Linked DNA regions of Homo sapiens: region 1 is linked to region 2. The links are chromatin loops, found by intact Hi-C in ENCODE. Cell type or tissue: CD14-positive monocyte. All regions are shown on one strand. Each heading gives the region's core, and the rest is flanking DNA. Links, peaks and the distances in the headings are about the cores only.

Region 1 (15,843 bases), core at 7,289-15,288, 53 kb before region 2:
TATAAATTAATCCTTTACGGGGTCATTTCTAGTGCAGATAGTTGTTTCTTAGTCTGGTCATTGTACCTTAATTTTATTTAACATTTCTTTCTTGCTGTACAGTATATTTACATATACTGTAAATCATATGCTTTTCTATTTTTCTGCAAATAGGATATTTTACATGAGCTATTTTTGGATGTTAACCAATCCTGACTTTTTTAGTATATCCCACTTGGTATCCATGTGTTACATTTTCATATGTGGTTTAATTCATATGTTTTTTTTTTTAGAATATTTGTATTTCTGTTAATGAAAGAGAGGGCGTATAATTTTTTTTCTAATGTCCTGTTCAGATTGTGGTGCCAACGTAATGCTGGCTTCACAAAACAAACTGAAAAATATTTCCTGTATTTCTTCTCTTTAGAAGAGTCTGAGAAATTTAGGTGTTTTCTTCCTTAAATATTTGGAATATGTCTTTAGACTAGGTATGGAATTTTCCATGTGGAACAGTATTTTTGTTGGCTGGTTTGACTTCTAATAATTCAAATCCTTTGGTATATGTAGGAGTTTTCTTGTTTTATGTTATTTCTGTGCCCATTTTACTAAGTTTATTTTTATTTTTATTTTTATTTTTGGGGGGACAGAATCTCGCTCTCCCAGGCTAGAGTGCAGTGGCACGATCTCGGCTCACTGCAACTTCCGCCTCCCGGATTTCTCCAGCCTCAGCCTAATTTTTGTGTTTCTAGTACACATGGGGTTTCACTATGTTGGCCAGGCTGATCTCGAACTCCTGACCTCGTGATCCACCTGCCTCAGCCTCCCAAAGTGCTGGGATTACAGGTGTGAGCCACCGTGCCCGCCTGTATTTTTTAGTAGAGATGGGGTTTCGGCATGTTGGCCAGGCTGGTCTCAAACTCCTGGCCTCAGGTGATCCACCCACCTCACCCTCCCAAAGTGCTGGGATTACAGTCGTGAGCCACCATGTTCGGCCTAGGAAGTTTATTTTTCAATGTAATGTTATTTGAATCTCTGTTGTCAAACTTCTAGTCCTAAGTATTTCACAGAACCCTCCTAGTGTCTTAATAATACACTACTCTATAGAGCAGGCTTCTGTTTTGGTTCCTGATAGTGATCTTTTGTGTCTTTTCTCTTTGCCTTAATTAGTTTCACTAGTGGTTTATTAAGTATATTAATATTTATAAACCAACTTTTTTTTTTTTTTGGGAAGGAGTCTCACTCTTGTCACCCAGGCTGGAGTGCAATGGCTCGATCTCAGCTCACTGCAACCTCCACCTCCCAGGTTCAAGTGATTCTCCTGCCTCAGCTTCCTGAGTAACTGGGATTACAGGCACCCACCACCATGCCTGGCTAATTTTTGTATTTTTAGTAGAGACGGGGTTTCACCATGTTGGCCAGGCTGGTCTTGAATTCCTGACCTCAGGTGATCCCCCCGCCTCTGCCTCCCAAAGTGCTGGGATTACAAGTGTGAGCCACCATGCCCGGCTGGAAGTTGCCTTCTTTTTTTTATTATTTTTAATTTTTTTGAGACAGAGTTTCGCTCTTGTTATCCAGGCTGGAGTGCAATGGCACGACCTTGGCTCACCGCAACCTCCGCCTCCCGGGTTCAAGCGATTCTCCTGCCTCAGCCCCCCGAGTAGCTGGGATTACAGGCATGTGCCACCACGCTCGGCTAATTTTGTATTTTTAGTAGAGATGGGGTTTCTCCATGTTGGTCAGGCTGGTCTCGAACTCCCGACCTCAGGTGACCTGCCTTCCTCGGCCTCCCAAAGTGCTGGGATTACAGGTGTGAGCCATCGCGCCTGGCCAGTCCTCTTTTTATATTTTACTCAAGTTTTTTTTGTGTTTGCGGTTCAGTTTTAAAGTTTATTAAATGCTTTAAAAAACTTTTCAGCTAAATGATCTTACTATTTTCTCCTGTATTTTTCTGCTAATGGGATGACTTACACGATTCATTTTGAATGTTAAGGACCTTGCATTTTGGTGTATATTCCGTTTAGTATTGATCTACTGTATTTTCATAGGTGACTTCATTCATATAATATTTTGCTTAGAATATTTGTAGCTCTGTTTTATTTATTTATTTTTGAGACAGAGTCTCGCTCTGTCGCCCAGGCTGGAGTGCAGTGGTGCGATCTGGGCCCACTGCAAGCTCCACCTCCTGGGTTCACGCCATTCTCCTGCCTCAGCCTCCCAAGTAGCTGGGACTACAGGCGCCCGCCACCATGCCTGGCTAAGTTTTTTTTTTTGTATTTTTAGTAGAGACAGGTTTTCACGTGTTAACCAGGATGGTCTCGATCTCCTGACCTCGTGATCCGCCCACCTCGGCCTCCCAAAGTGCTGGAATTACAGGCATGAGCCACCACGCCCGGCCCCAGCTCTCTTTATTAAAAAGGAGATACATACTGTTTATGAAAGAGGTGACATAATTTTGTTTATTTGTGTCCCATAATGTGTCCTGGTCCAATTGTGTCCTCAATGTAATGCCAGCTACACAAAAAATTTTTTAAATATTATCTTTATTTTCATTTTAGTGTTTTTCTTTGTATGGACTATTCTATAATTATGAGCTGGGAATTTTTCATTGTTCAGTTGTTTTTCTGATTTTTGGTAGACTGGACATTTTCCTGTGTTTCCTGACCATTTGCATCTCCTCTCCTGCTCTGTGCACTATCACCCTGCTCCAGCTGCTTCCCGGAGCCTCCCTCCTTCCTCTCCACCTGCCCGCGTCCTCCTTGTCCTTCAGTTTCTTCCTAAGGGCCCATGGGCTTTCTTTGGCTTTTACGTTCCTCTCACTCCACCTTTGACAGTTGCTGGGCTTCCCATCCCCTGGGAGGTTTCAGAGGATGGGGAAGACAGAGGAGTGCAGTTGCCATGCAGTGCAATATGGGCCATAATGTTCATCCTCCACGGCCTGTATTGAGGACTTGCTGTGTGCCAAGAATCTGCTCTAAGAATGTAACTGTGCTCCCTCACTTCATGCTCATAACCACCTGTGAGATGGGCAATGTTCTCATCCACTTTTACACAGAGAACACAGAGGCACAGAGGAGTTTCATAAATTGCTACCAAGGCCTTCCGCTGGTGTGCAGCAGGGTCAAACCCAGGCTGTCTGGCCCTGGGGTTCAGCCTCTCAAGTGCTCTGCTAGATGTTGGACAGGACAAACGAGACACAGAGAATGAACACCACCTGACTTGGGCTGGGGAAGTCAGGGATGGCTTCCTGGAGGAGGTGACACCTCAGTGGAACCTTGAAGGAGGAGCAGGAGGAGCTGACCAGGCAATGAATAAGTATGTCCAGGAAAAAGGAAAGGCCTGAGTGATGCTGGGAGGCTGGAGAGCTGGCCTTGGGTGTGTGGCGGAGGGGGGGCAGGAGATCAGGACCAAGGGTTTGACCAAGGCCAGATCTTGAAGACTCGGGCCATCCCATAGTTGATACCTTATCCCAGGGCCAGGCAGGCCTTCCACTGCTCTGTGCGCACTGGTGGGCAGTGCCTCATGGGATGCTAGGAGCCTAGACCCCAGCCACCCACCTGGGCTCCTGAGACCCGAGGTGCAGGCACGGGGCTGGGAGGGGTTGCAGCTGATTTACATTCAACAGATTGAGGGGAAAACTGCAGGTGCCTCGCTGTGCAGATGGAACCCACCGCCAGATGGACCCCGGAGACAGCCTAGATTCACAGCCTTTCCCTGCTGCTCTGTCCCCACACCCCAGGCGGGGAGCAAATCTTTTCTCTGATCATCTTTTGTGCTCACCACCCATATCCCAGACATGTACCCGACCAGGGGCTCAAATACATACAGTTTCTGAGCGAGCTGGATAAGGCAGTGACCAGAGGCTGCCTCGACACAGGATGAAATTGCCCAGTGCTCTGGCACCACGAGTCAGAACCCAGCCAGAACTGTGACCTGGCAGTGGCAGAAGCTGTCTGGTGCTGCCAAATCAGCCCTGGCCAGTTGTTCATTGACCCCCTCTGGGACCTTGGCTGAGCCACTTCCCCTCAGCTGTAAAATGAAGAAGACTGTCTTTCCTATTAGATATCCCTCAAAAACACAAAAGTGCTTTGAACCTGCCAGACTCCCTCTTGAAGAGTCACAAGAAAAGGCTCTGAGAAGTCCTGCAGTTAAAAAAATTTTTTGACTTTCTTTAACCCAGCATTTTTCAAGCTAATTGACCACAGAGCTCTTTCTTGGTGCAACACCTGTTAACCGGCCAAGTGTGTGAGGAGGCACAAGTAGAGAGCTCTGAGAATCACCCTCCTTGGCTGCTCTCTGGTCTCAGGGTGCAGGAAAGAGTCTCCGTGCTACATCCCAGTCTGCGGTAGTCCAGGGTGTGAGCCCAGCCCACAGAGCTAGTGTCAGAGAGGAATTCCCTTTCTTCCCTTTCTGTTAATGGAGCTTCTCCCTCAAGCTTCTACTCCACCTGGCTGGTGTCAGTCTTAGGGTTTTCATGCTCCTCTTTGGGCTTGATGGGGGTTCTGGGATTTTATGTAGGTTGAGATAGCAGTAGAGGAGGAAGGGCATGGACAGCTTCTCTGATCAGTTGGGCATCTGCCATCAGGTCAGTCGGGCATTATCTCCCCCTCAGGTCCGGTGGCTTTGGTGGCTTCCAGGCCATGAATGGGCCCTGGAGCCTCCCCAAGGCTGCCCTTGTCACATAGGATCCACTGCCGGACTTTACTCAGCCACTGCTTCACACTATGGCAGGGTGGGTGGTAGCTCCCTCCTTCTCCACTCCCCAGCCCAAACTGGGGGAGAATTAGGAGTCTGTTTTTAATTTTGTTTGATCCTTTGATTTTAGATTTGCTTTTGAATAGATAATATAGTCAGATGATTTGAAACTCAGAATGTATTGAAAGATTATTAATAAAGTCTTTTTTCCCTCTTTGTCCACCAACTGCTCCCTTCTCGCCTCCCCTCGAGTAAGCAGTTTTCTTAAGATGTAATTTCCATGCCATAAAGTTCACCTGTGTAAAGTGTACAAGTCTGTTTTTTAGTGTATTTACACAGTTATGCAACAATCACCCTAACTAATTTTAGAACATATTTTTAGAACTAATTTAGAACTAATTTTGATCACCCCAAAAAGAAACCTTGTCAATCTTCATTCCTCCCCTACCCTAGGCTACCACTAATTTATTATCTGTCTCTATAGATTTGCCTGTTTTGGACATTTTCCATAAATGGAATCATACAATATGTGATGTATTGTGACTAGCTTCTTCCACTTGGCATAATGTTTTCAAGGGCTGTCCATGTTGTAGCAGGTATCAGTACTTGCTTCAGTTTTGTGGCTAAGTAACATTCCACTTTATGGATATGTCATATGGCTTTTCCAGTCATCGGTGGATGGACATTTGGGTTGTTTCTACTTTTTTGGTCACTGTGATTGTTAATAATGCCTCCATGAACTTTTGGGTTCAAGTTTTGGGTGAACATGTTTCATTTCTCTTGAGTAGATGGATACCTAGAAGTGGAATTACTGGGTCATATGATAATTCTACATTTAGCATTTTAAGGACCTGCCAAACTGCTTTCCAGAGCAGCTGCACTATTTTATAATTTACTTCGTGCACGAGGGTTCCGATTTCTCCACATCTTCACTGACACTTGTTATTGACCATCTTTCTCACTCTAGCCTTCCCAGGGGGTATGAGGTGGTATCTCAGTGTGGTTTGGGTTTGCATTTCCCTAGTGACAAATGATGTTGAGCATCTTTTCATGTGCTTGTTGTCCAGTCATATGTCTTTTATGGTAAAATGTCTCTTGAAATTTGTCTTTTCGTTATTCTGTTATAAGCATTCTTTATATTAATATATTCTGGATACTAATATATTCTGGATACTCTTACTTAGCAATGAAGACTGTTTGCGGTATGGGTCCAACCTGCGTTCCAGTTGGAATGTCCTAGTCACCTATGCATCCACCCAACAAATACTGCCAGAGAGCCTACCATGCGTATATATGGCAGAGTCCCTGGCCTCAGGAAGCCCACGGTCTAGTCCAGACACACAACACCACCCACGTTCTTTGAACTTCCACTTCTCTCTAGATTTCTTGAGCCAACTAACAACTCTCAAGTACTTTGCCTATTCAGTATTGTTTTTTACAGCCCTTAATTTCATTTTGCACACTACTTACTGTTGAGTTTTAATATTTGCAAATATTTGCTTCTATTCTGTGACTTGTCTTTTTACTCTCTCAGTAGTATCCTTTGGTCCTATTAAAATTAAAACAAGTTATAATTTTCATGAAGTTCAATTTATCTAATTTTTTTCTTTCATTGTCTGTGCCTTTGTTGCCATATCCAAAGTATCATTTCCAAATTCAGTTGATGGAGATTTTTCTCCTGTGTTTTCTTTTAAAACATTTATAGTTTTAGCCTGTAGCCCATTTTGAGTTAATTTTTGTATATGGTGTCAGATAAGGATTCAGCTTCATTCACGCACATGGATAGCCAGTTTTTCCAGCGTAATTTGTTGAAGAGACTGTCCTTTTCCCCATTGAGTGGAATTGTTAGTGTTTTTTACATAGAAGATTATGTTGTCTGTGAACAGAGATATTCTTATGCTCTCCTTTCCAATGTTTATATCTTTATTTCTTTTTCTTGCATAAGTGCTCTGGCTATGTTGAAGAGAAGTGACATGTGTGCATCCTGATCTTGTTCCTGATCTTAGGGGAAAGCTTTCACTCTTTCACCACTGAGAATGTTGTTAGCTGTGGGATTCTCAAATATGGCCTTTATCATGATAGGGAAGTTACTTTCTACCCTAGTTTCTTGTGTTTTTATCATGAAAAAGTATTGGATTTTTTAAATTGTTTTTTCTGCATCAACTGAGATGAACATAGTTTTTTCTGTAATTTTTTTCCTTTTTTTTTTGAGATGGAGTCTCACTCTGTCACCCAGGCTGGAGTGCAGTGGTGCAATCTCGGCTCACTGCAACCTCTGCCTCCTGGGTTTGAGCGATTCTCCTGCCTCAGCCTCCCAGGTAGCTGGGACTACAGGCACCCGCCACCACACCCGGCTAATTTTTTGTATTTTTAGTGGAGATGGGGTTTCACCATGTTAGCCAGGATGGTCTTGATCTCCTGACCTCATGATCCACCCGCCTCAGCCTCCCAAAGTGCTGGGATTACAGGCATGAGCCACCATGCCTGGCCTTTTAATTTTTTTAATGTGGTGCATTTTACTGATTGTTTTTTTTATGTTGAACCATCTTTGCACTCCAGGAATAAATTCCACTTGGTTATGGTGAATAATTTCTTTGATATGCTGTTGGGTTCACTTTGCTAATATTTTATTGAGAATTTTTGCATCTAAATACTTAAGGCATATTGGTCTGTAATTTTCTTTTTTGTGATGGCTTCATTGGGCTTTGGTATCAGTGTAATGCTGACTTTATAGAATGAGTTAGGAAGTGTTCCCTCCTCTTTGATTTTTGGGAAGAGTTTGAGAAGAATTAGAGTTGATTCTTTAAATGTTTTGGTGGGGTTCACTAGTAAAGCAATCTGGTCTTGTGCTTGTCATTGTTTTTTTTTTTTTTTTTTTTTTTGACAAAGTTTTGCTCTTGTTGCCCAGGGTGGAGTCCAATGGTACAATCTCGGCTCACTGCAACCTCTGCCTCCCGGGTTCAAGCGATTCTCATGCCTCAACCTCTTGAGTAGCTGGGATTACAGGCATGTGCCACCACACCTGGCTAATTTTTGTATTTTTAGTAGAGACAGGGTTTCTCCATGTTGGTCAGGCTGGTCTTGAACTCCCGACCTCAAGTGATCTGCCCGCCTCGGCCTCCCAAAGTGCTAGGATTAAAGGTGTGAGCCACCACACCCGGCCAGTAGGTTTCTTATTACTGATTCAGTCTCCTCACTTCCTCACCAGTTGTAGGTCTATTCAGATTTTCTGTTTCTTAATGTGTCAGTTTTGGTAGATTGTGTGTTTCTAGGAATATGCCCATTTTATCCAGGTTATAAAATTTATTGGTATACTGCTGTTCATAGTATTCTCTTATAATCTTTTTTATTTTCATAAAATAAGTAATACTGTTTCCAATTTCACTTCTGATTTTAATAATTTGAGTCTTCTCTCTTTTTCTTAGTAAATTTCCTTTCTGATTTTGATAGTTTGAGTTTTCTCTTTTTCTTAACAAATTTCATTTCTGATTTTGATAATTTGAGTCTTTTTATTAGTCTAGCTAATGTGTTGCTAATTTTGTTGATCTTTTAAAGAGCTAGCTTTTGGTTTTGTTGATTTTCTCTATTGTTTTTCCATCTGTATGTTGTTTATCTCTGCTGTAATCATTATTTCCATCTGCTAGCTTTGGGTTTGGTTTGCTCTTCCTTTTCTATTTCCTCAAGGTGTATAATTAGGTTATGATCTGGTTATGTTTCTTCTTTTTCAGTGTATGCGTTTACATAAACTTCCCTCTTCACATTGTTTTATTGTATCCCATAACTTTTGGCATGTTGCCTTTTCATTTTCCTTTGTCTCAAGATATTTTCAAATTTCCCTTGTCATTTCTTCTTTGACCAGTTGAGAAAGAGTGTGTTTAATTTCCACATGTGTGAATTTTCCAGTTCTCCTTCTGTTATTGATTTGTAGTTTTATAACATTGTGATCAGAAAAGATACTTTGAATTATTTTAAATTTTTAAGAATGTGTTAAGGTTTGTTTTGTGGCCTAACATGTGGTCTATCCTGGAGAACGTACCATGTGCACTTGAGAGGAATGTGTATTCTCCTGTTGTGGGGTGGAGTGTTGTGTATGTGTCTGTTGTGTCCAGTTGGTTTGTAGTGTTGTTCAAGTCCTGTATTTTCTTATTGATCTGTCTGGTTGTTCTATTATTGAAAGTGAAGTATTGAAATGTCCTAGTATTAGTGTAAGAGTATTTCTCCCTTTCATTCTGTCAATTTTTAAAAATATACTTTGGGATCCTGCTATTAGGTTTATATAAATTTATAATTGTTATATCTTCTTGCTGCGTTCCTTTTTATTTTTATTTATTTATTTTAGATGGAGTTTCACTCTTGTTGCCCAGGCTGGAGTGCAATGGCTCACTGCAGCCTCCACCTCCAGGGTGCAAGCGATACTCCTGCCTCAGCCTCCCAAGTAGCTGGGGTTACAGGCGCCTGGTACCACACCTGGCTAATTTTTTGTTTTTTGTTTTTTAAGACAGAGTCTCACTCTGTCACCAGGCTGGAGTACAGTGGCGCAATCTCGGCTCACTGCAACTTCTGACTCCCTGGTTCAAGTGATTCTCCTGCCTCAGCCTCCCAAGTAGCTGGGATTATAGGCACATGCCACCACGCCCAGCTAATTTTTGTATTTTTGATAGAGACAGGGTTTCACCCTGTTGGCCAGGATGGTCTCGATCTCCTGACCAAGTGATCCACCTGCCTCGGCCTCCTAAAGTGCTGGGATTACAGGCGTGAGACACCGTGCCTGGCCAATTTTTTGTATTTTTTAGTAGAGACGGAGTTTTCACCATGTTGACCAGGCTGGTGTCGAACTCCTGACCTCAGGTGATCCACTCACCTCGGCCTCCCAAAGGGCTGGGTTTACAGTCCTGAGCCACCTGCCTGGCTTCCCTTTGTTAATATATACCTTAACAATGTATATTTTCTCCCATTCTATAGGTTGTCTGTTTACTCTGTTGATAGTTTCTTCTGAAGACAGTGGAATACTATGCAGCAACTAAAGTAGCCACCTAGCAGGATGTGTACCAGTATGGATACATTTTGAAAACACAGCTAAAAGCAAGGTGCAAGGGCATAATAAGCATAGATGGTGAGGGATAGAGCATATTACCATGTTACAAACCCGACACTCTAAAAGCACAATATAGTATATATAACATTGTGTAAAACACTCAAAACACCCAGAACAATACTAGGCATTATCATGGATACATACATATATAGTAAAAGTGAAAAACCATTCAAGGGATGACCACATAGCAATTTTAGGATAATGCTTATTACTCTCTGAGGTGGGAGGGTACATTGAAGCTTTAAAAAATTCTTCCTAGAATAAAAAGATTTTGCAAATGTGGCAAAATTTAACTATTGTTAAGTCTGAGTACCTGTTTATCATTATTCTTGGTAGTTTCCTGTATATTTAGAATATTAACAATCAAAAATTGAACAGGTGGAAGGACTGTACTGTGCCACTTTTCTGCTTCTGGTATGTGTATGTTTCAGTGCTCTGTGCCTTCCACTGTGGTTCTCTATCAGGTTCATAGTGTATTTCTCTAAAGAAACATTGTAACTTACTGCTAAGTATCTTATGGCTAAGGAGATTGAAGATCAGCCTTGCTTCAGGGGCGTTGTTCACAGCTCAGCAGCAGAGGGCGCCACCCCATAGCTGATGTGCGGTGGGGCGGCCACACCAGGCAGCCCTCTTGGTACAGGGCCAGTGCCTCCCAGGGAAGCACTGCTCCCCCAGCTGCAGGAAAGAGGAATATTTAAATGCGTGCAGATTTCCCTTTCGCTTGTAGGAAGGGGTACAGAATCCAGCCATTTGGAAGCATACATCATGTTTCTCTGACTGTTCGTGGCCTCGGCTGTTTCTGAGGCTAATAATGCAAGAAACAGCACATGCCAAAGGCGTCTTTGCCACTGTGTCCATGAGCCTGCTGCTGACTTGCCAGGGGTTTTTTGTGATGTATTATTTTAGATTGAGGGGGTTCGTGTACAGGTTTGTTACATGGGTATATTGTGTCATGATGGGGCTTTGGCTTGTAGTGGACTGATCGCTGCGGGAACTTTGTTGTTAAACTGACCAGGGAACTTTCCTTTTATTTTAAGTGGAAAAAGATTATTCATACCTGAAGGAGATGTGTAATCACCAAGCAGAACAGCTAAACAGAACCAGCCTAAAGCTGCAAGAAGCATCATCAGAGAGTGATGCAGAGATCAAAGACATGAAAGAAACCATGTTTGCACTGGAAGATCAGGTGGAACAGCACTGGGTTATCAAGTTACACAGTACTCAACTTATCAGTGAGCTAAAAAATAAGTGGGGTCAAGCCCAGGTGAAATGTGGATTGGAAGTGAGTAGGACACTAAAGAACCCAGCAGCAGTGGGTGACTGTGGGAAGGTTTTTGACCGTGTGTTGGCTGGGGTTTATGAAGAGTCTTTCATTTGAGTGTGCTATAATCTCCCGGGAAGAATGTCACCTAAGAAACAATCATTAATCTCTTAAACTAAGTTGAAAACTGGATAACAGAAGAAAAGAGTAAGTAACATAAGTGACTGTGAAAAATAGCAAATGCTTTGTTGTTTGTTGTTGTTTTAGAGAGAGGGTCTCAGTCTGTTTCCCAGACTGGAGTGCAGTGGTATGACCATACTCACCACAGCCTCAAACTTGTGGGCTCAAGCGATTGTCCCAAATCAGTCTCCCAGAGCACTGGGATTACAGATGTGAATCACTGTACCCAGCCACAAATGTTTCTTGTCTGTGCTAGATGTGCTGTGTGTGAGCCATGCTGCTGCCACTGTCTCTGAGCAGCCTGATCGGCTTGGAGGCCACAAGTTGGGACACTTCAGCTGTGACTGTGTGAGAGTTCACAGGGACTTTTCCTAAGGACATTCTGTGGGGTAGGAATGGGTTATTCAGAAGAAATACCTTGCCAAGCATTGACACTGTGTTGTCACCAAGCATTGACAATGTGTTGTCTCTTGGAGCTGATAGAGTTGGATGATAGGTGTCAGAGTGGATGAAAAATGTGTGCTCTTGGTCTAAGGAAGAAAACAATTCCTGCATGTGTGCCATTGATGGTAGGATATCAAGTAACTTACAGATGTTGGCCACTTAGTTGCTGAAGAGGCATCATTATGTGGCTTATGAGCTCATTGTTTACTTTGACTTGGGAAAAGAAATTTTTAAAAGGGATTAAACGTTGCCTGCTTTGTCCAAATGAGCCTTATCAAATTATCACATCTAATGTGCTTCGCTTTTGTGACAAAAGACTTAATGGACATGGCCAGGTGTGGTGGCTCACGCCTGTAATCTTAGCACTTTGGGAGGTCGAGGTGGGTGGATCACCTGAGGTCAAGAGTTTGAGACCAACTTGGCCAACATGATGAAACCTTGTCTCTATTAAAAATACAAAAATTAGCCAGGTGAGGTGGCGGGTGCCTGTAATCCCAGCTACTTAGGAGGCTGAGGCAGGAGAATCACATGAACCCAGGAGGTGAAGGTTGCAGTGAGCTGAGATCACACCATTGCGCTCTAGCCTGGGCAACAGAGTGAAACTCTGCCTCAAAAAAAAAAAAAAAAAAAGGTTTAATGGGCAAAGCATTTAGGTCACACCAATCATTACTAAGAATAGCCTGGTCAGTTGCCTGAGAAGTTCCCCACACCGTGCAGTTGATCCTCCTTATTCACAGATTCACAGATTGCACATTTGTGAATTCACCTGCTTGCTAAAAATTTCTTTTTTTTTTAGATGGAGTTTTGCTCTTGTTGCCCAGGCTGGAGTGCAATGGTGCAATCTTGGCTCACCGGAGGTTATCCTGCCTCAGCCTCCCGAGTAGCTGGGATTACAGGCATGCGCCACCATGCCCGGCTAATTTTGTATTTTTTTAGTAGAGACGGAGTTTCTCCATGTTGGTCAGGCTGGTCTTGAACTCCCAACCTCAGGTGATCCACCCGCCTTGGCCTCCCAAAGTGCTGAGATTACAGGCATGAGCCACTGCGCCCAGCTGCTCAAATGTATTTTAACCCCCAAATCAACAGGCAGAGTACTTCCACTGAGTCATTTTTGTCATTTTTGGACATGCACAGAGAAGTGAAAACGTTGAGTCATCCAGTGCTTATGCTCCCCACTGAGGTCAGACAGACACTTTACCTTCTCATACTGTACATATGTCTTTTCCATGGTCTGTTTAGTACTGTGCTTTTAGCATTTTTTTGCGTGGTTTTGGTGACTTCGCTGTTTAAAATGGCCCCAAGTGCAGTGCTGCAGTGCTGCAGTGCTGTCCACTGTCCCTAAGCGCAGGGAGGCTGAGAGAGACCTGCAGAGAAGACACGTATGTTACGGAAGTTTCTTGAAGGCATGAGCTCCTGTGCTGTTAAGCCTGAGTTACTGAATCGACAACACAGTACATCAGAGAAAGGGAGAGGAAGTTCAACAATATGTATGTAAAGCTGCCCTGACATGCTAAAGGGACATCTGTAGAGTGTGATGCAGCTGTGGAAAAGATGGAAAAGCAGCCAAATTTATGGATTCATGAGAAGACGGCCAATTTTAAAAAGCAGTGGGCAACATTATTGTGAGACTGAAAACCAAAGACACGTACGTGCACATCATCTCAGGTCAGGAAAATATTAAATCCTTCTTGGTTAGTGCTGGTCGGCTCCTAGGTTTCGAAAGGCTGTAAGGTGTGAGAATGGTTAACGTTGCAGGCAAGGCAGGTTGTGCAGATCAGGAGACTGAGGAAAAATTTAAAAATACTTCCTCAGTGTTAGGAAGAAGGAAATGGGAAGAATGAGTTTCCACTGCTGATGAGACTTGCTTGTTTTATGGAGATATTGCCAGATGCAACTCTGTGCACGAACCTGAGAATTGACTGTGTATTCCAGATATTGATTAGTTGGTTAGAGTGAGAGTTGACAGCACCTGCCTCGTTTCTTCTTGAACATGACACGCAGTAGAACTGTGGAACCTCAGCATTCAGTGTCGGTGCCATCCAGGCTGTTCTCAGGATACAGCTGAAAACCTGGACACCATTATCATCAGTGTATCCTTCCAAACCCAGCACCATGATTGTGAAGAAAAGTCAAAGAAGACAAGTTCTGTTCTGTTTTGTTTTTGTTTTTGTGATATTTTGCTGTTGAGAATGGGGTTGTATTGTCCCTAAATCCTTAAAAGTCAGCACAGACACACCAAGAAAACCAGTGTATAATTAATGTCCACAGCAAAATTTAGGCCCACCCCTGTGGTTATATCATCATATATCCAGGACTGACAATAACCCAAGCCATCTTTTGAAAAGCTGTTAAACTTTTTAAAAGGATTTTGAAGTATTATTCAGATATCTTTTTGCTCAGAGACCCCGAGACACAGCCCTAGACCGATCACTCCTTCCCATGAGATCCTGATGGGAGAGAAATGGACTGAAAAATGAAAGGAAATTAGGGGGTGTTTTCTACTCAGCAGAATAATCCCAGACTCAGACTCCCAGGCCCACTAGAACTAGAACTGCTGGGGTAGGACCTGCCCACAAGCATCTTTTTAGCCTTCTCTGGTGATTCTGATTCACAGCCTTCATAGAAAACTGCTCTAGGTTAGAGCATGAGGACCTATTGAGGAATTTCAGCTTGGTGACTGACACCATCAGATTTAAACTCGAATGACTCTGATAGCCATATGGAGAGAATTGGAGGCGAGGAGAACGAAGGGTTGCAGGTGTCCTTAAGTAGGGAGAGGCAGGCAAGCCACCTGGGAAGATGTCAAATGCACACATCCTCGGGTTCTGTCTGCCCTTGGAGATTCTGCCTCCAGGTGTCTGGAGTGTGGACTAGAACATCAGTGCTTTTGAAAAGCTTCACCAATGATTCAGAGGCTTAACTGCCGTTGAGACCCACGACTCTGGAAAGTGCTTTACAAACCACAGGAGGAATAAGCAGTCATGTGCTCTGTTATGTGAAAGCCTCTATCTCACAGCAATAAAGGACACTCAGGATGATTGCGTGTGAGTGCGAGGGAGGCCGGGCTCGGTGTGCAAGTGTGTGTGGCCAAGGAGGCCTCTTCCCGTAGTGCTATTTGGTTGTGCATCCTGTCTGCTGAGACTGTAACCTCAATATGCACCATGTGTTTTTCAGATCATCGTGTTCCCTATTTTGGAGGAACTTGCTGCTTCCAGCCCCTCTTTGCAGGGTAAATTGAAATTGCTAAAAGTTGCATTTAGAGTAGAATGCATTTAGAGTAGATTTGAACACCTGCTGTGGCATGTGGAGCTGCCCCTTTGCTACCTGACTTATCTTCTCTCAAGAGTCTCACAACTCTTCCAAGGCCTGTCTGAATTGTCTATTTCTAGGTAATGTGATCAAGCTGGAGAAACAGAAGTCAGATCTGGGGAGGCAGCTAAAGACTCTGACTGAGCAGATACAGGGGAGATGTGGCAGGAGCCTTCACCACCATCTTCCTATAAATTACCCCTCCAAGGTCTGGATCACTCTCTCTATCCTGCTTTATCTTGGAACATTTTCATGACATGGGTCCTGAAACTGTAAGTTCTTGCCAGCAGGAAGTAAAATCAAAGCAGTCATTTGTTGTCAGGATGGAGAGCTCTCATAACCTGAAGGTGTAATTTCCACCAGTGCCTTTTCCTAGCAGCAAGACACCGTGAAAGCAGGGCCTCACTAAGCACTGCTGGCTGTTCTTTCTTGGTGACTGATACAGGGGCTCTGGAGTCTCTGCCCAGGCACCAGCCCTGGCAGGCATCTGACACAGGGTTGGGCTCTGGCATTTTCAGAAGAAGACCATGGAATGGAGGTGGTTCCAGCCGGATCTGCAGACTGCGGTGGCAGTGGCCAACAATGTCAAGTGAGAAGCCCAGCAGGAGCTGGGCACTGTGAAGAGGAAACTGCTGAACTGCTGGAGGAGAAGGAGAAGGAGGAGGAGAATGCCTGGCTGCAGAAGGAGCTGGGGGATGTGCAGGGCTGCGGCAGGGTGGTTTCCAGCAGAGCTGCCCCTCCGTGAGTCTAGTGGGCACCCAGGCCATGCTTGCTTTTCACTTAATTACTGTGCGTGGGGCTCCCTGGTAGGGATGAGACGCTTCATGTCTCTCTGTGCAAGGCTCTGCTGTTTCTTTTCTGGGATCAGTCTGCATTACCAGTG
Region 2 (12,793 bases), core at 863-8,862:
CCAGTGCTGTGATATGCATTGTCGTCATGATTTTTATGCCCTGGCATTTTTCATTATTTCATTATACTTGTTGGTGTTCCAGATAAATTACTACAAATAATTTTATTTCTTCTTTCCAATATTTATACCTCTTGTACTTTTTTGGGTTTATTGCATTCATGACAGTCTGAAACAACTAATACTTATTAATGCTGGACATTCTTGTTTTATTTTCCATTAATAGCAATATCTTTAAGATTTTTGTATTGTTTTCTGATGAATAGTTTATCAATTAAGGGAAGCTTACATCTGTTTTGAATTTACTGAGTTTTTTTAAATCCAGAAATAGATAAGAATTATAGCAAATTCCTTTTTGGCAGTTAATGAGCTATTCATATGGTTTCTTTTTAAACTTATTTATGTAATTAATAGCATAAATAGATTTTCTAGTAGGAAAAAATTCTTACATATCTGGGGGCAAAATTCCAATTTGGTTATGGTGTATTACTGTTGTGGGAAATCTCTACTTGATTATGGTTAATATTTAATATGAAGCATATTATTTTTTATAACTCTTATTGATGAAGAGACATTTGGCTTGTGGTTGCTTGCTTTAAGTATAAATAAAGTTTTGTGTTAATAAGGCCTGATTTTTTTAGTTACGATGTTAGTGAGCTCTAAAATCCTGTATCATCTTTTTATATAGTCAAAAATGCAATAAGGGCCAAGTGCAGTAGCTCACACCTATAATCTCAGGGCTTTAGGAGGCCAAGGTGGGAGAATCGCTTGAGGCCAGGAGTTTGAGACCAATCAGGTCAACATAGCAAGACCTCCTCTTACAAAAATGTTTTAGAAAAATAGCTGGGCATAGTGGCACATGCCTGTAGTCTCAGGTACTTGTGAGGCTGAGGTGGGAGGATTGCTTGAGCCCAGGAGTTCAAGGTTGCAATGAGCTGTGATCATGCCACTGCACTCCAGTGTGGGCAACAGAGTGAGTCCCTGACTTTAAAAAATAAAAAAAAAAAGTAATATTTATTTTACTGCCTTCTCTAGTAGTATTGGTGACAGAATTAATTCTCAGCCAAAGGATTTTCTTTTTTTTTTTTTTTGAGACGGAGTCTTGCTCTGTCACCCAGGCTGGAGCGCAGTGGCACGATCTCCCCTCACTGCAAGCTCCGCCTCCTGGGTTCACGCCATTCTCCTGCCTCAGCCTCCCGAGTAGCAGGGACTACAGGCGCCCACCACCACGCCCGGCTAATTTTTTGTATTTTTAGTAGAGACGGGGTTTCACCATGTTAGCCAGGATGGTCTTGATCTCCTGACCTTGTGATCCGCCTGCCTCGGCCTCCCAAGGTGCTGGGTTTACAGGCATCAGCCACCGCACCCGGCCAAAGATGTTTTATACTCTGGTTATAAGACTCTGACTCTCCAGTCTGACAAACGAAAACTTGAAACTTTAAAAAAAAAAAAAATTGCTTGGAAGTTGGGAAACTTCTCATTTAAAAGTTCCAGACAATTTTTGTGTTCTCTAACAGTGAAGACTGAAGTTTTCCCTGGGACTGATACCCTTGTTTTGGTGAAAGTCTTCTGAAAGGACCTGTTAGTTGTGCAGAAGTAAGGCTAGGCCTCCTCCTGTTCTCGGGGCTCAGGGTGTGAGTGGTCTGAGGCCCGCCATCGACCCCGGTGCCTCAGTGGCAGATCCAGTGTCTCTCATCCCCTGTGGCCGCTTGATCTGCTGAATTCTGAGTCGGATGTGTTGAAGTCTCTTCCTCTGAACTGTGGTTTGTGTAAAAAGCTTTGATTTCTAAGAGATTATGTCGAACCATACATAAAGGTTTCTAGCCCTATCTTCTTGGTGGTGGCTTTTACCTTTAATTTTAGTTAGTCCTTTTAATCTTGAAGTATACATTTTGCAATACCAATATTACTGTTTCCATCTATGTTTTGAGGTTAGAAATCAGAGTTGGAGGCAGGGTCTGGGCCCAGGTGCTCTTGCCAGGGCTGCTTTCTAGGGTAGAATGGAGGAAGAGCCTTGGGCAAGGGCCAAGACCACTGGCCACTGTCGCCAGGGGAGCACTCAAAAGTCAGGGCTGTGCCTGGGAGCAAGAGGGACTCCAAAGACCCAGAGCAGATCTGGAGCACTGTGAGTTGGAGGAGTTGGGGTCGGACAGCAGCCTACAAGGGTGAGGGCGGTGAGAAACCAGGGTGAACAGAGAAGGACAGATGTGGCCCGCTCAGGGATCCACACCAGCGTTTTGTGGCATCTGATGCCTAGTCACCAGCACGCATGGGATCTTGCCTGGATTTGTGAGCTGACGCTTCTGCAACACTGAGCCTAGCAGCGCCAGGGTTCCCCTGGACAGAAACAGCCACATGGCCAAGCAGAACTACTTAGCAGCTATTTAAAGGGATAACTGGAAACCCTTCATCCTAATTGGGCAAGATTGCTTACCAGCTTGCGAAGTAGGGCATATGCTTAAAGTACTTTTTAAACATTTTTTTAAATGATGCTGCTAAATGAAAACACTTCTAATTTCACAGGGAGGATCCGTTTTTGCCAAATGAAGTTCACTTAGCTCCTTTTATTGGTGCTTTGATGAAGAGGGGCGTGGTCTGTCCCTTTAGCCTTGTTGTTCTTGATCTGGTTTTTCTTTTTTTATTTTTATTTATTTTGAGACGGAGTCTTTCTCTGTCGCCCAGGCTGGAGTACAGTGGCACAATCTTGGCTCACTGCAACCTCTGCCTCCCGGGTTCAAGTGATTCTCCTGCCTCAGCCTCCCTAGTAGCTGGGACTACGGGCGTGCACCACCACGCCTGGCTAATTTTTCATATTTTTAGTAGAGACGGGGTTTCACTGTGTTAGCCAGGATGGTCTCGACCTCCAGACCTCGTGATCCATCTGCCTCGGCCTCCCGAAGTGCTGGGATTACAGATATGAGCCACCACGCCCGGCCTCTTTATTTATTTTTTATTGTAAAATACACATAACAAGAATTTATCATTTTAACTGTTTTAAGTGTACAGTTCAGAGGCATGAAGCACGTTCACATGGTTGTGCAGTCATCACTACTTTCTATTTCCAAAATGTTTTCATCATCCCAAACTGAGCTCTGTATGCTTTAAACACTGGGGAGGGAGCTTCCTATTCCCGGTCTTCAACCCCTAACCACCATTTTGCTTTGTCTCTGAATTTACCCATTCTGGGCACCTCATAGACGTGGACTCACACCGCATGTGCCCTTTGATGAGGGGCTGATTTCACTCAGCACAGCTTCCTTAGGCCCATCTGTGTTGGGGCGTGTGTCAGCCACGCTGCTTCTGCATCCATCTGTCCACCTTCTTCTCTCCGTAGCCCCTACCCCATCCTAGTTCAGGAGTTGTGGTTTTCCTTGTGTCTTCCAGAAACACAGCTGGGAGACCGCCTACCACTATGGCTTGAAAACCTGTACTGACTCTGTAGCCAGCGGAGTTAGACCCATAATCCTGGCCTGTGTGGAAAGACTGGCTTTTTCTAATAGGAGTACTTAGATGTTTTATTTATCCTCCCTTTTCTCAGAGGCATGGAACGCAGCTCCCCTCCCTGCCCTCACTACCACCTACCTGAAATACGGGAAGATTAGGTCCTTCGTGTCCTTAAGGAAAAGGGGAGAGTGTTTTGGTTGCCAGCAATGTGGGCTCCAGGCCATCATCAAGGCAACTCATCAAGGTTGTAGAATTAGAGGCAAGAGGATAACAGAGGCAGAGGATAAGAGCGGAGGCTCCAGTGGGCTGTGGAGGGAGAGCAGAGGCCAGCATGCCCCCTGGAGGTGGTGGCCGGTGGCTGAGAGGAGCATCTAGGAAGACCGGAAACTCAGCCACCCTGCAGGCTAAGGGCCCACATTGTGCCTCTTCTGACCTGCCAAATTCCTGTGAAATGTGGGAGAAAGTGAGGGGACTCACAAGGTGGGCTTTTAGAGACTGCACTGGACTCCAGTTAAAGGTTCTTGGCCGGGCACAGTGGCTCATGTCTGTAATCCCAACGCTTTGGAAAGTTGAGACAGAAGGATTGCTTGAGCCCAGAAGTTCAAGGCTGCAGTGAGTCATGATCATGCCACTGCACTACTGCCTCGGTGACAGAGTGAGACCCTGTCTCTAAAACAAAAGAAAGGTTCTTACCATGAGTTAGCCTCATTTTCTGGCTTTCCAGCGTCATTTGAAGGAAGTATCTATATCAAAACTGCCCATTTACACTTTTTTCCATATAAATAGAAATACTAGATGTCATGCCAGCTTTAGGAAGGAAAAACAGGATTTTCAAAATAAAATATTGTCAGAACGTGTCCTCCTTCTGGAGACTGAGGGTGATTTAAGTTTCTTTGTCGTCTTTCCTCCCATGGGCCGTTTGTCTCAGGTTTGACTCAGTAGGTCAAATATGCCAGCAGCTGGTGCTGCAGCATGACACCACCCAACACCAAAGCCATCATGTCACCATTCAGAAAAAGGAGGCCTTGATATTTGCTGCTGTTCCCTCTCCGTCCCCCAGGACAGCATGTGAGCCTATTTAGATAATTACAGTCCCAAGTGAATCTGCACTGAGCATTTTTTCCATTCCCTTACTCATGAAATATCGTCCATTTGGGAAAGAGAAGTAATTTCACCACAAGACACTTATGATTTTAGAGGCTGAATTCAGCCTTTCTAAGGATAAGAGGTTAACAGGGGGCTGAAGTTTACTTTTCTAGTATAAACTAAACTTAATCTTGGAACAAAATTCCTTAGAACTAATTCTTTAATTATTACATATTATTTTCTTAGTAAGCACATCCAAAAATACAGAAGTGCTGTTTCCTTTAAAAAAAATTTCTCTTACTAAAAATATTCTCTTTGGAGCGCTAGAACATTATAATGTGAACAAAATCATGTTTTCTAAAACTGTGTATTAACTTATGACTTAATGTCTCTCCACATAGGCCAGGAATATGGGTCTAACTCCACTGGCTACAGAGTTGCAAAGGGTTTTCAAGCCATGGTGGCAGGTGGTCTCTCAGCCAGAACTGTGGTTCTGGAGGAGAGGAGGAAACCCACAACTCCTGAATTATGATGGGGATTGGGGTATTCAGAGAAGAAGGTGGATGGGTAGATGCAGAAGCATCATGGCTGACATGCACCACAACATGGATGGGCCTGTGCTGAGTAAAAAGAAGCCCGTCATCAAAGGGCACATGCCGTATGGTAGAGGGACACAGTCACACGTGTGTTGTTGGGAGGCAGAGTCTAAGGTGGAAGAACCTCTTTGAGGGCAATTTGGCAGAATCCGTCAAAATGAATTCCACCTGTGTGTAGAGACGTGCTTAGGAGGATAATTATTGCAGTAGTGTTTGTGATAACAAGACTAGAAACACCCTAAATGCCTGCTGTCTCCATCCATGTGATGAACCTGCATGTGTCATCAGAGAGTGAAGTAGGCAGTGGTGACGGAATTAAAGCTAGCAGTGATGAAATATTTACCATGTGAACGACATTGTCTAAGTGCATTTGGTCTTGACCACAATCCCATGAGTCAGGCATTTTATATCCAGTTTACGAATATGAAACCAAAGCATCAAGAGGCTCCATGACTGCTCAGAGTCACACTCTAGTAAGGGTCAGAGCTGGGACTGAACTCCTGCTGTTGGGCCCAGCATCCAGTCCCTTGGCCTCCACACTGAAACTGTTCCTCCAGATGTCATGAAGGACCTAGCTCTGTATATCTTGGTAAGGGAGCAGAACTTGCCGTCATCTGCATAAAAGAGGGGAACTATGCATGCATGTTTGCATAAGTGCAGGGCAGCGCTGTCCTGTAGAACCTTCTGTGATGATGGGAATGTTCTAGATCTGTGCTGGCTGAACCTTAGCCACAGGTGGCTGCTGGGCACTTAAAAGGTGGCTAATGTGACTAAGAAATTGAATTTTAATTTTAAAATTTATTAAATTTTTTTTTCTTCAACTTTTAACTTCTGGGGTACACGTTCAGGATGTGTAGGTTTGTTACATAGGTAAACATGTGCCATGGTGGTTTGCTGCACAGATCAACAAATCACCCATCTTAATTCTTATTAAGAATAAGCCCAGCATCCATTAGCTATTCTTCCTGGTGCTCTCACTCCCTCCACGCCCCCATACAGGCCCCAGTATGTGTTGTTCCCGCACATGTGTCCATGTGTTCGCATCATTCAACTCCCACTTATAAGTGAGAAAATGCAGTGTTTGGTTTTCTCTTCCTGTATTAGTTTGCTGAGGATAATGGCTTCCAGCTTCATCCATGTCTCTGCAAAGGATGTGATCTCGTTCCTTTTTATGGCTGCATAGAATTCCATGGTGTATATGTACCGTATTCTCTTTATTCAGTCTATCATTGATGGGCATTTGGGCTGATTCTGTGTCTTTGCTCTTATGACTAGTGCTGCAGTGAACATATGCATGCCTGTATCTTTGTGATAGAATGATTTATGTTCTTTTGGGTATATGCCCAGAAATGAGATTGCTGGGTCAAATGGTATTTCTGCTTCTAGGTCTTTGAGGAATTGCCACACTGTGTTCCACAATGATTGAACAAATTTACACTCCGACCAGCAGTGTAAAAGCATTCCTTTTACTCCACAAACTTGCCAGCATCCATTGTTTCTTGACTTTTTAATAATCGCCATTCTGACTGGTGTGAGATGGTATCTCATTTTGGTTTTTATTTGCATTTCTCTAATAAGTGATGTTGAGCTTTTTTTCATATGTTTCTCCGCCACGTGAATGTCTTCTTTTCCAGAAGTGTCTGTTCATGTACTTTGCCCACTTTTTAAAGGGGTTGTTTTCTTCTTGTAAATTTGTTTAAGATTTTAACATTTAAATAGCCACGTGTGGCTGCTGGCTGTTCTTTGGGGCAATGCAAGGTCAAACATAGACAGAAGGTTGTAAAATAAAGGATCACTGGATTTTGTGGTTTGCAAACCCTACCTTTAAAAAAGCTTCTGCAGGCCAGGCGTGGTGCGTCACGCCTGTAACCTTAGCATTTTGGGAGGCCGAAGTGGGCAGATCACTTGAGGTCAGGAGTTCGAGACCAGCCTGGCCAACATGGTGAAACCCCGACTCTACTGAAAATACAAAAATTAGCCATGCATGGTGGCATGTGCCTGTAGTCCCAGCTACTCAGGAGGCTGAGGCACGAGAATTGCTTGAACCTGGGAGGCAGAGGTTGCAGTGAGCCGAGATTGTGCCACTGCACTCCAGCCTGGACAACAGAGCAAGACTCCGTATCAAAAAAAAAAAACAAAAAAAAACCTCTGCAGAAATGTGAAGTTGGAAGAACAGTTTTCATAACTGTTTATTTCAGAACCACTAACTTAATCTAGCCACTTCATCTGAGAGATGAGAAAACTAAAGGCAGAAAAGTTGAGTCATTTTCCTGAAGTCACACTGAGTTGCTTTAATGAGAGAAGGAGGAGCTGGTCACAGTTTGGGTTGGTTTGTTACTCTTTAGAGCAGTGGACATTTAGGTTAGCCAGGGGCTTCATTCAATTTGATGTCAGCTCAGTTCTTAGCGTGGCCAGTTGGTTCCTGGAAACTGCAGCTTTGGGTGAAACCATATACCATAAGCCATGGGAACTCAACTGTGGCTCATATCAGTTAACCTACAGTGAAACTGGTTTCGTCACACAGCACATCACCATTTCACTTAACATCACAGTGTCCAAGAACCTCTCAGTGCCATTAAGTGAGGACTTATTAGAAAGAAAGAACCAGACTTTTGTCTCCCAGGCTCCCAGAACTCCATGAGGAATCTTGTAGTGGCTCGCCCTTTCCTGAAGCCCCAGAATTCATCCTGCCTCCCGTACACCCCAACCTCAGGCTGTCCTGCCTGCCTGTGCCACAGCATGGGTGAACCACGTGCAGTAGAACCACACTTCCCTGTGGGTGTACTTGTCAGCCCCTCATGCATGGAGGGCTTTGGAAATGTTTGTGTGGACTCTACTCCCAGCCTTGAGGGCTGAACCACTAGTGAGTCGTGCAGGTGGCTCATGAGAAGGTGTCTCCGGCGTTTCCTTGGGGGACCTTCTGGACACAGGTAAATGCTCAGCAAGGAGCAGGGTGGGGCTTAGGGGGACTGCCAGTCCACTGACCGTGGGTGACTCCACGAGGAGAGGAGCCAGCAGAGCTGTGCATAGCTGTGACCTTTTTTAGAAGCAGCAAGCAAGGAAGAAGAGTGGAATTTATGAAAATGAGGTAGCAAACTTAACAGAAAGGCAGAAGAAAGGAGAGGAAGAAAATTCCAGGAAAGTGTTTGTCCAGAGGCCTGGAGTGTGGTCCTGGGGACAGAAGATGGCAGGGAATCATGTGGGTCCTGAACTGAGAGCACAGAGAAGACCTGCTCTCAGGATGCCACAGAAGAACCAGAGGCCCCTGCTGAGCCACTGGGTTTCGCCTGCCTTCAGGCGCTGTGCAGGGCCAGCACTGCCTGAGCTGCTGGTGGGCCAGAGGAAGTGGACCCAGCCAGGGGGCAGGAGGTGTTGGCCCGTGCTTGCAAGGCAACCAGACCCTGTGTCACGATGCCAAAGCCAGGGAACCTCAGGGAGGAAATGCTGCGGGTGGGGCCTCCTGAGTGTCTGTCAAATGAAAACAGAGGAAGTAAGAAAGATAGGGCCCAGCCACTCCTGAGATGTAAATCTCCTGTGATTCTGTCTCCAGGGAGAGGCTGTGCAGCATCTGCCTGAACATCTCTGGGACGCAGCCGTCCTCTTGCCATGGGAAGGCTCTTGCCCACAGAGGAGTAAAGGGAAGGGCACTGCTTCCTGGACCAGCTCACCGTGGTCACTGTCTCCTCTTTCCCAGTCTCAAACCCCAAGTGCCGTCAGTGCAGATAGTGAGAGGAACCATTTAAAAAGCAAATTATTCCAAATTAATCTCCAGTTGAAATCCCAACAGACTTTCTTTATTCTTGAACTTAACAAAATAATTAAAAATTCACCTGGAAGAATAAACAAGAAGAAAGTTTAAAGAAAGAGTGCTGATGAAGGCAGGTTGCCCTGCCTGATTGGAAAGGTGCTATGAAGGCCCCCTTCACACGTCATTCTGCCCACCCTAGCATTGCGGAAGGGAAGACACAGTGGAAACAGCTATGAGCATGGCGCCTGCAGCTCGTGTTTCAGAGTAGTAATGACATTGAACTGAGTGGGTTTAGGAGGTCTGCATTTTTTTAAATTTTAAAAGATAGGCTGGGTGTGGTCGCTCACGCCTGTAATCCCAGTACTTTGGGAGGTTGAGGCAGACGGATCATGAGGTCAGGAGATTGAGACCATCCTGGCTAACACGGTGAAACCACGTCTCTACTAAAAAAAAATAAAAAAAATTAGCCAGGTTTGGTGGCGGGCGCCTGTGGTCCCAGCTACTCGGGAGGCTGAGGCAGGAGAATGGCATGAACCCGGGAGGCGGAGCTTGCAATGAGCCGAAATCGTGCCACTGCACTCCAGCCTGGGCGACAGAGAGCCAAGACTCCATCAAAAAAAAAAAAAAAAAAAAAAAAAAAAAAAAAAAAAAGATAAGCAGAAGTTGCCAAACTTGATTTGGGAGATAATGAGCCATATAAAATAAGGTGACTAAAACAATAATATGAACAGAATCAGAATTGGAAAAGAATTCCAAGGAACCCCAGAGTTATTTGCTTGGGGGACAATAGGTTGCTTTCAACCACCATAGACATGTGATTCACTCCTTTGCAGCAGATACGAAAGAAATCAGATCAGGTGTTCTGGTTGCTATTGCTGTAGAGCAGACCACCCTGAAACACAGTGGATTAGAATTAACAACAGTGTTCATTTTGTTTGGGCATGACTGCCATCTGCTCCTTGGTCACCAGCCCTCATGGCTGCGGCTGGGACTGTGGGGTCGCCATCTCTCTCCATGCAGCCTATATACTTGGCCAGTGTGAATTTCCACACACCCCAGGAGCCTCAGGGGTACAAGAGAGCATTCCAAGAATCCTGGGTAGGCAGTTCAAGCTTCTTAGGAACTGGCCTTCTGAGTCCCAAGTCACTTACTCCTCATTCAAGCAAATTGTTAAGGCCAGCCCAGATTCAAGGGGAAAAGAATTGGACTCCGTCTCTTAAGTGGAGGATTTCCCAGAATCTGTAACATCTTTAACCTATCACATAAGGTAAAAACATTAAGGTCTGCCTTTCTAGCAAGGATTTAATTGCATCTTGCTTCTGTCATTTACAGCCAAGTCTTCTTCAAAATTTTTGGAATAAAAAGGAGAAGGCGTTCCCTCACAATCTGTTTGACACAGAATCATATAATTACTAGAACTCTTATTTATTCATGACTTTGGAATCCACATTGGCCTGTTTTATCTGTATGTGATGCCATATATATATATATATATATATATATATATATATATTTTTTTTTTTTTTTTTTTTTTTTTTTTTCGAGACAGAGTCTCACTTTGTTGCCCAGGCTGGAGTGCAGTGGCGCTATCTCGGCTCACTGCAACCTCCACCTCCCAGGTTCAAGCGATTCTCCTGCCTCAGCCTCTCCAGTAGTTGGGATTATAGGTGCCCACCACCACGCCTAGTTGATTTTTGTATTCTTAATAGAGACAAGCTTTCACCATGTTGGCCAGGCTAGGCTGGTCGTGAACTCCTGACCTCAGGTGATCCACCTGCCTCGGCCTCCCAAAGTGCTGGGATTACAGGCATTAACCACTACACCCAGCCCACCACTAATATTTTTAATCATGTGTATTATTTTTACAAATGTGTAATTTGTAAAAGTAATAGCTGGTCATTGTGAAAAAATTTAAACACTCACACATTAAGATGAAGAATCAAGTTAAATTTCAGCTCACTTAATTTGGTTCCTATTTCTGGCATATCGAAATCTTTTTGGATACTAAATCTATTAATTTGCTATTTTCTGTCCTTCCCAGACTTCTTTGACCACATTAGAAAATGTAGAAATGCGCAGGTCCAACCTTTTAGGTTGACATGTATCAAATAATTAGTGAAAAACATAAGTACCTAGAAGGTGCTGCATATAGCACACCCATCAAAAATCAGAACATCAGTTTTGCCATGAGCTTTACAGGAATGTCTGAAGATTAGCAAATGGAGTAATAGATTGTTTTTTATAAAATTTTTTTTAGATGTTTACTCAGCCTAGGCCGGACGTAGTGGCTCATGCCTGTAATCCCAGCACTTTAGAAAGAAGACCAAGGCGGGTAGATCACCTGAGCTCAGACGTTCGAGACCATCCTGGCCAACATGGCAAAATCCCGTCTTTACTAAAAATACAAAAATTAGCCGGGTGTGGTAGCGTGCGCCTGTAATCCCAGCTACTCTGGAGGCTGAGGCAAGAGAATCACTTGAACCTGGGAGGTAGAGGATGCAGTGAGCCAAGATCATGCCACTGCACTCCAGCCTGGGCAACAGAGCAAGACTCTGTCTCAATAAATAAATAAATAAATAAAAATTTTCTTAGCCTAATTGATAATTCAGATATTTTCAGTTCCCCATTTTGAACAGTAATGCTGCAGTAAATGTCCTTGTGGGTGTGTCGTGTCCATTTCCTCTACACTGGACGCCTAGATGTGATATTACTGGGTCAAATCGTATTTTCATTTTCTAAAAAATACTTCCAATTGCCTTCTTAAAAGCCTGTACCATTTTATGTTCCCATCAACCGATATAAGACTACCCATTTCCCCATATCTTCATTAATCCTATGGATAAAGAGTCTTTTTAATTTTTGCCAGTTTAGTGAGTGAACATGATACTTTACCGTTTTCATTTTCAATGAGACTGAACATCTTTTCGTACATTTCAGACTATTTGTGTTTCCTCTTCAGTATGTTACTGGTTCATTTCCCTGCCAATTTTTACTTGAGTTATCTATCTCTTAGTGATTATAGGAATATATTCTGGATATTAGTCATTTGCTATGTATATACTGGTTTTAATTTTGTTATACAGAAACTTAATTTTTTGTAGTCAGATTTCTCATTCCTTTCTTTTATTTATTTATTTATTTATTTATTTATTTATTTATTTTTTGTATTTTGTGCCTTATATGGCTTTCTTTCCCCAGGATTATAATCTTAGTTCTTCTTTATTTTCTTTTTATAATGTTGTAATTTTGGTTTTTAAGCTTAGCCATCTGGAACTCATCTCTAGGAAACAAGCAGCATGGGACTAATCCCTGAGAGAAGGGAAACTCCTGCAGTGATGGCCAGCTCACCAGTTCTCTGTCTGGGAACAATATCCGCCTCCCAGTGCACGGAGCTGGCCTCTGAGCAGAGCACAGCAGCCCCACTGGCTAAGAAGGTGGTGATGAGAGAGGGTAGCCGAAGCAGCCCATTTTATGGAATGGGGCATCAGAAAGGAGGATGCTATGAAGAGAGGGGACCCAGGAGCCTATGTGCAGGTCTCCACAAGCCCATGCCCAAGGGCTGTGCTCTCCATGTGCAGCACGAGGCCACTCAAGGTTTACCAGATAGCCTGAGATTGGAACAGAGGTACTAAAATTGGATATCTGTGGCTGGATGCAGTGGCTCACGCCTGTAATCCCAGCACTTTGGGAGGCCAAGGCAGGCAGATCCCCTGAGGTCAGGAGTTCAAGACCAGCCTGGCCAACATGGTGAAACCCCATCTCTACTAAAAATTAAAAATTAGCCGGGCGTGGTGGCGGGTGCCTGTAGTCCCAGCTACTCAGGAGGCTGAGGCAGGAGAATCGCTTGAACCTGGGAGGTAGAGGTTTCAGTGAGCTGAGATTGCACCACCTGCACTCCAGCCTGGGTGACAGAGTGAGACTC

What was found. Peaks named below come from ENCODE experiments on the same cell type or tissue, not always from the same donor. Only the 100,000 strongest peaks of a DNase experiment are listed, where the experiment ranks them.
Region 1: a loop joins it to region 2, with 4 times the contacts of the local background. A loop is called at or near these places in 2 of 110 quality-filtered maps.

Annotation. Positions count from the first base shown.
Region 1 is chr17:15,818,566-15,834,408 of GRCh38, forward strand. LOC105371557 (a long non-coding RNA gene) reads right to left here. Exons shown (of 4, transcript XR_934263.3): 4 at 12,947-13,015. It also overlaps the pseudogene SPECC1P1. Among named protein-coding and RNA genes, the nearest start is that of LINC02087, 8.7 kb to the left of the region's middle. RefSeq lists an enhancer at 10,230-10,524. In CD14-positive monocyte, for the core only: CTCF peaks have their summits at 10,314 (motif pointing right) and 10,515; DNase peaks (open chromatin) are centred at 10,336, 12,296, 12,776 and 14,776; H3K4me3 peaks cover 406 bases; H3K27ac peaks cover 2,262 bases.
Region 2 is chr17:15,878,468-15,891,260 of GRCh38, forward strand. It overlaps a transcript of ADORA2B not described here. Among named protein-coding and RNA genes, the nearest start is that of ADORA2B, 60 kb to the right of the region's middle. RefSeq lists an enhancer at 3,274-3,773. In CD14-positive monocyte, for the core only: no CTCF peak of the experiment used is centred there; DNase peaks (open chromatin) are centred at 4,054, 5,464 and 8,554; H3K27ac peaks cover 2,704 bases.